Regions from separate parts of the Mus musculus genome. Here region 1 is linked to region 2. Evidence: chromatin contacts called from ENCODE Hi-C or POLR2A ChIA-PET data. All regions are on one chromosome and are shown on one strand. Each heading gives the region's core, a stretch centred on a gene start or an enhancer-like site at or near the end of the contact. The rest is flanking DNA. Distances are from core to core; before and after follow the strand shown.

The links. A loop is a pair of places that touch in the nucleus more often than their neighbours do. ChIA-PET counts read pairs that join two places held with the same protein, here RNA polymerase II (POLR2A).
Region 1: POLR2A ChIA-PET joins it to region 2 with 10 read pairs in embryonic stem cell. The contact joins the promoter of Plin2 here to the promoter of Rraga in region 2. A Hi-C loop is called at or near these places in 2 of 37 maps with a recorded cell type or tissue (CH12.LX and T-helper 1 cell). POLR2A ChIA-PET finds 5 or more read pairs at or near these places in 3 of 5 experiments (Patski and embryonic stem cell).

What each region holds. Positions count from the first base shown.
Region 1 is chr4:86,668,584-86,671,417 of GRCm38, reverse strand. Plin2 (perilipin 2) reads left to right here and starts at 1,359. Exons shown (of 8, transcript NM_007408.3): 1 at 1,359-1,473; 2 at 2,713-2,768. The coding sequence starts at 2,739.
Region 2 is chr4:86,574,207-86,576,953 of GRCm38, reverse strand. Rraga (Ras-related GTP binding A) reads right to left here and starts at 1,281. Exons shown (of 1, transcript NM_178376.3): 1 at 1-1,281. The coding sequence starts at 1,035. The coding sequence ends at 94.

The DNA.
Region 1 (2,834 bases), core at 110-2,609, 94 kb before region 2:
TCTAAAAGGTCTCAGATGACATCTGCACAGATGTGGCATACATACATACATACATACATACATACATACATACATGCATACGCATGTAAAACACAATCTTTAATAAAAACATCCAGAGCATCTTTGGACTTCCAGACATTTCTTCTTTTTCTTTTTCCTTTATAATTATACGGTGGTGTCTTCCAGTGCCTGCAATGGATTGATTCAGGCACACATATTAATGAAGCCAGTTTGGCTCTTTGGACCTTTGAAAAAGTAAGCAGCGCTTGTGTGTATGCAACTTTGGGGAAATGATTGACGTGGAGGTGAGTGCTGCCCAGAGTTCAAATTCCATAGCTCCAAAGGCACCTTCCACAAGCCCCGGTTAGTAGGGCCCAGCACTGTTGCTGTTGCTCTTATTACATATTCTGGTGACAGGGGATCTATGTAGCTAGGGCACAAGAGCTTCCTTCCTATCTTCAACTGTTCCTTCTAGTTTCCCTTGCAAGGAACTAGAAGGCCTGCACCTGTATCTTTTTCCAGGAAAGAAATTCCCTGAACCCTTATGACTCCAGATGGCTGTACAACTTTCAAGATCAAATAACCCAGTTCACGTCCCTGCCCTCTCGACAAGGATTAAAAAATGATTCAGACCACTTAAAAATATTGCATAAGTCACGATAAAGTTGGCCATCTTCCTTAGTTGTTGGCTGATATCACTAAGGAGCAATTTGGAATTGTTTTACTAAAGAAAACACAGAAGAGAGGCTCAAGCTTTGCTTGTGGAAATTCAGATCAACCTTTTAATTAGAAGCTTTTGATAAGTTGTCTCTCTTTGAGAACGGTATTTTTTCTGGCCTAGAACTCACAACAATCCTCCTGCCGCAATTTCCCTAGTGCTGGCTGGGGATTACAGACCAGAGCCGCCACATCCCATGGATGAATTGTTTACATCCATAGAGCAGTAAACCAGAAGTCCCTACAGGTCATTAACGTGTTGGAATTCCACACATCTTTGTAACTTTCTTGACTTAAAGTAAAAGGTTAGAACCCGAACTTCCAGTTTTGAAGTGGTCTTTTCTGAAGACTCTGGTTAATTTGTCTGCATTTTCCAAAACCCCAAGACGCCCTGCATCTTTGCAATGCAGCTTTCAGGACCCCTGACCTAAGTCAGACAGCAGAAGGCCTCGCCCCGGCTGGCTCCTGCTCTTCTTGTACTGATCTGGGATCTCAGGGCACTGGGCTCAGGAAACCAAGGAGGCCCCCGATATTGTGGCACCAGGTTGGGGTTCCCACGCCCTCATCCCCAATGAGTGGCCCCAGAGTCCCAGTCCAGCCCAGCACAGGGTTCAGCGGCCCCAGGCAGCTGGGCTATCACGTGGCTCGGAGGCTTGGGCGGGGCAGTCAAGCGATATTTTAACAGTCGTTCTGGCCGCTTTGCTGTGTGGTGATCTGGACCGTGCGGACTTGCTCGTCCCTCAGCTCTCCTGTTAGGTAGGTCCTGCACCAGATCTGGCCCTCAGGCCGCTGCTGCTCTGCCTGCACTGGGCTCGGAACTGCAGCAATGGGTCGGTGGGGGAGGAGGGGGGAGGGAGCAGCCCCGGGCTGGTTGGGAAAGCTCTCGCTTTTGTTCTAGAGTTTTCCTTTCTGTTTGCACGTCCTTCTGTGGTAGAGCAACTTGCATTTGTCCGGTCGAGGTTTTATTTAAATGGAAACACCTCACAGAAGAACTTATAAGGTGCATAGTGAGAATTGTCTGGGTTTCCTTTAGTGTCCCACTAGGCAGCACTGGCTGCCCGCAGGCTCTCTATGGTCCAAGCTGGGCTGAAACTCTTGCTCCTCCTCTGCCTCAGCCCCACCTCACCCTTGGAAAACGGAAGGAGATATTTTATGGGCTGCTCCTTGGTATAGATACTGCTCGAAGCTTCTGCTTTCTGGACAGTTCTTCCTAAGGAACTGGGACTTTGGATTGGAGGCAGAGCAGTCTAGACAGGTTCTGTTGCTGGGCAGAAGGCAGTTTCATGTGGGTGTGGGTCACTGGGGATAGGAGATTTTACAGTTCCCTGGAGTGACTTTCTTGAGCTCAGTCAGCATTAAGGCAGCCACTGCTGGTTTCAATCTTGTTCACAAGAGTGGTAAACACCCTCAAGTATCAGTTTGATAGTCCTGATGCTGAGAGCCCGGCATGGTGGCCTGTACCTAATACCAACACTAGTGAAGTAGAGTAGAGAGAGTCAGCCTGGGCTTTAGACAGGCAGAGACTAAGTATAGCAAGGGCCATCTTTAATTCTAGCACTTGGGAGGCAAAGGCAGGTAGGTCTGGTGAGTTCCAGGCCAACCTGGCTAGCCAGGACTGTTACAAAGAGAAATACTGTCTCAGAAAGCCTACAGAAATAAATCCATTAACTAATTAAGGGCAGGTGTTTGGGGGAATCTAAGATGTCTTCTGTTTAAATGGAATTTTCTGCCTTTTGGGTTAGCATTTTTGAGAACAGGCATTTCAGAGGCATTTCTAGTGTCCCATTTAAGAGACAGGACAATGACTACTCTTTCCTATTGAAAGTGTGTAAACAGCCCTGGAGCCTCCAGTCAGGTTGTTGGCCTTGAAAAGGGCTCTGAACTAGAGGGGTGGGGTTGGGGAACTGAAACTGTCTATGCTGGAATTGTGGGCCTGCCTAGGTTGGGACAGGAATTGGTCCTCAATGTTCTGAAACCAGTTTCTTTTCTCTCCAGGCGTCTCTTTTCTCCAGGAGGAAAAAATGGCAGCAGCAGTAGTGGATCCGCAACAGGTATGATTTTTTTTAAGTATTCGTTTCTTGGTCCTTTTTCCTTTCTTGTGATTTGAGTCATTACTA
Region 2 (2,747 bases), core at 32-2,531:
AGCACATGACATTATGAATATTAAAGACAAATGATGCAAAAAAAAAAAAAACACCGTAATTCAGCATTTTACTAAAGAGCATTTGGCATTATTTCAACGCATGAGGAGGCTGTGCTTGGGCCCATCTACTCTTTCTAGCTTCTCAAAGTGTTTCCTGGCATTACGAATGTTGATCAGAGTAGCTGCAGAAGGGATGGATGGATCTGACATGACCACCATCACGTACGTGTTTGATGTAAAGATGTCGATGAAGGCAGCGAAGTTAGAATTCCTCACTTCCATGCTCTGGAAAGAAGCGGCCAATTTACTGCAGCTCAGCTTAAACTGCTTGATGATGTTGCTGATCTTCTCAAAGCGGTGCACATCTCGCTGCTCTTTGCACTGGTAGTGGGAAATCACCAAGAACGTAGCTCTCTCGAACAGCAGAACTTCATCAGCCTCAATAATCTGGGCAAAATTCCTTAGGTTCATCTCCAGCTGCTGAACGTTGGGGATCAGCTGATAGACGATGCTGGACCAGGCTTTGTAGAGCGTCTCATCCCAGATGGACGTTCGAAAACAAGCGCACTCCAGCGGGCGAGACAAACGCCTCAGGTCTTCCTCTCGCTCTTTAAAAATCAGGTCACGTTGATCTTCCTGAACCAGATCCATTTTGTGCACCAGGCAGAAGATTTTGGCGTCAGGTGAATTCTGGAGGATGGCTTCCAGACACGATTGGTAATAATGCATATCTTTTTCCAGTTCGCGGCTCTCTACGTCAAACACGTATATCAGAACCTCCACATTACGGAAGATGTTGTCCCGCTGGCTGGTGAAGTAATTTTCCATAAAGGTGTCCTGGCCGCCACAGTCCCACAGGTTCAGCACCAGGTTCCCCAAGAATCGGACGTGGGAGTGCTCCACGTCGATGGTGGCACCCAGGCGCCTAGTGTCGCGCGCAATATAATTTGCAAAGATGATCGACCTCATGCTGGTCTTCCCCGACCCGCTCTTTCCCATCAACAGCACCTTTTTCTTCATGGCTGTATTGGGCATCACCTGCCGGCGTCGCCACGGACTGGGCCTGAGGCACGGCCTAACGGCGGACCGACCAAGGATGGGGACGGCGGGACACCGAGCACCGACCGGCAGCGGAGGCCGTGCACGCGAGCTGGGGGCAGGAAAGACCGCGGCGAGGCGAGGTCTCAGAAAACAGCGCCCGAGGCAATGGCCACAGCCGCTCCGAGCTAGCGAGAGCAGACCAGTGATGTGATCAGCTTCGGCCCGGCCGCCACCCACTTCCCGCCGGCATCTCGCGAGAACTCCGAGGGCCTGCCGCCACCCACTTCCGGTGGCGACATCGCGAGAACGTCGGCTACTCCTTTGAGACCCTTGGAATTCTAAGAAACTGCTTCTTCCATTGCAATCTAGCGCACAGCGAGTTAAAATGAAAGGGCGAGCCCACGCTGGGGTTTTGTTCTGCTTGGGTTGCCCTGGGTCTTTGCAGAAGGGGTCGAGTGAACCTGGGAGGGAGAATGCTGCCCCCGCGTGGCCAAAAGTCCTCACACGCCCACTGCCATTATCACCTCAGAGAGATAATAGTGCTGTAGGCTTGACAATCAGGCAGGTAGAGGAGCGGGGATGACAAATGAAAACCAGCAGAAAGAGATTTCGAAAAACTAATTGCCCAGGGCTAGGCAGTTCCTTACCAGGGAGACATCCTGATTCCTTGTTCTTTTTACCTCAGCTTGAGAATGTGTAATTAGAATCCAAAACTCGAGTAGAGGGTAATATGGAACACCATGCAATAGCTTCGTCCTCACGGTTACCGTGTGAACAACTGTTTTCAAACCTGAGGGGGTTAACGAGTCTGAGTGCCTTAGAAGGTCTGCTCACTTAGCCATAGGCCACATGGCCTCAAGCCTTTAAGAAGAGATAAGCAGTGTCATCCAGTAAGTTGAGGCTGAGTCAGTAGAATTACCAGGGCACGTCATATTCCTAAATTAGGACACTGCATCCTTATTGTAAAGCCCTTTCCAGGTTGTATACTACACTGTACCAATGAAGACATTTTCTCACTTATTCATTCAAAAATTGGATGTTGGGGCTAGAGACATAGCTTATCATTTAAGCCATGGTCTCCCGCACAGATATGGTGCACACACACACACACACACACACACACACACTGCTCTTCCAGAGAACCTGGGTTTGCTTCCCAGCACCACTGTGACTCCTTGAAACTGTAACTTCAGTCCAGGGGATGATGCCTTCTTTCAACCTCTGTGGGCACTGCATGCATATGATGCATAGACACACAGGCAAAATATGAATTTACATAAATAATGTTTACAATATGCAAGAAAATTCAAAAGTGGGCTGGCAAGATGGCTAAGCGGGTAAGAGCACTGACTGCTCTTCTGAAGGTCCTGAGTTCTAATCCCAGTAACCACATAGTGGCTCACAACCACCCCGTAATGAGATCTGATGCCCTCTTCTGGTGTGTCTGAAGACAGCAACAGTGTACTTATCTATAATAATAAATCTCTGGGCTGGAGTGAGCAGAGGTCCAGAATTCAATTCCTAACAACCACATGAAGGCTCACAAGCATCTGTGTAGCTACAGTGTACTCATATACATAAAAAAAGACAATTTAAAAGTAATCATTGTTGCAGGATATTTGATCACACTGAACCCTGAGAGTGTATTGTTTACTAAAAGACAAACAAAAACAAAAAAACGATTTCTAGTTGTGATGTGGCTCAGT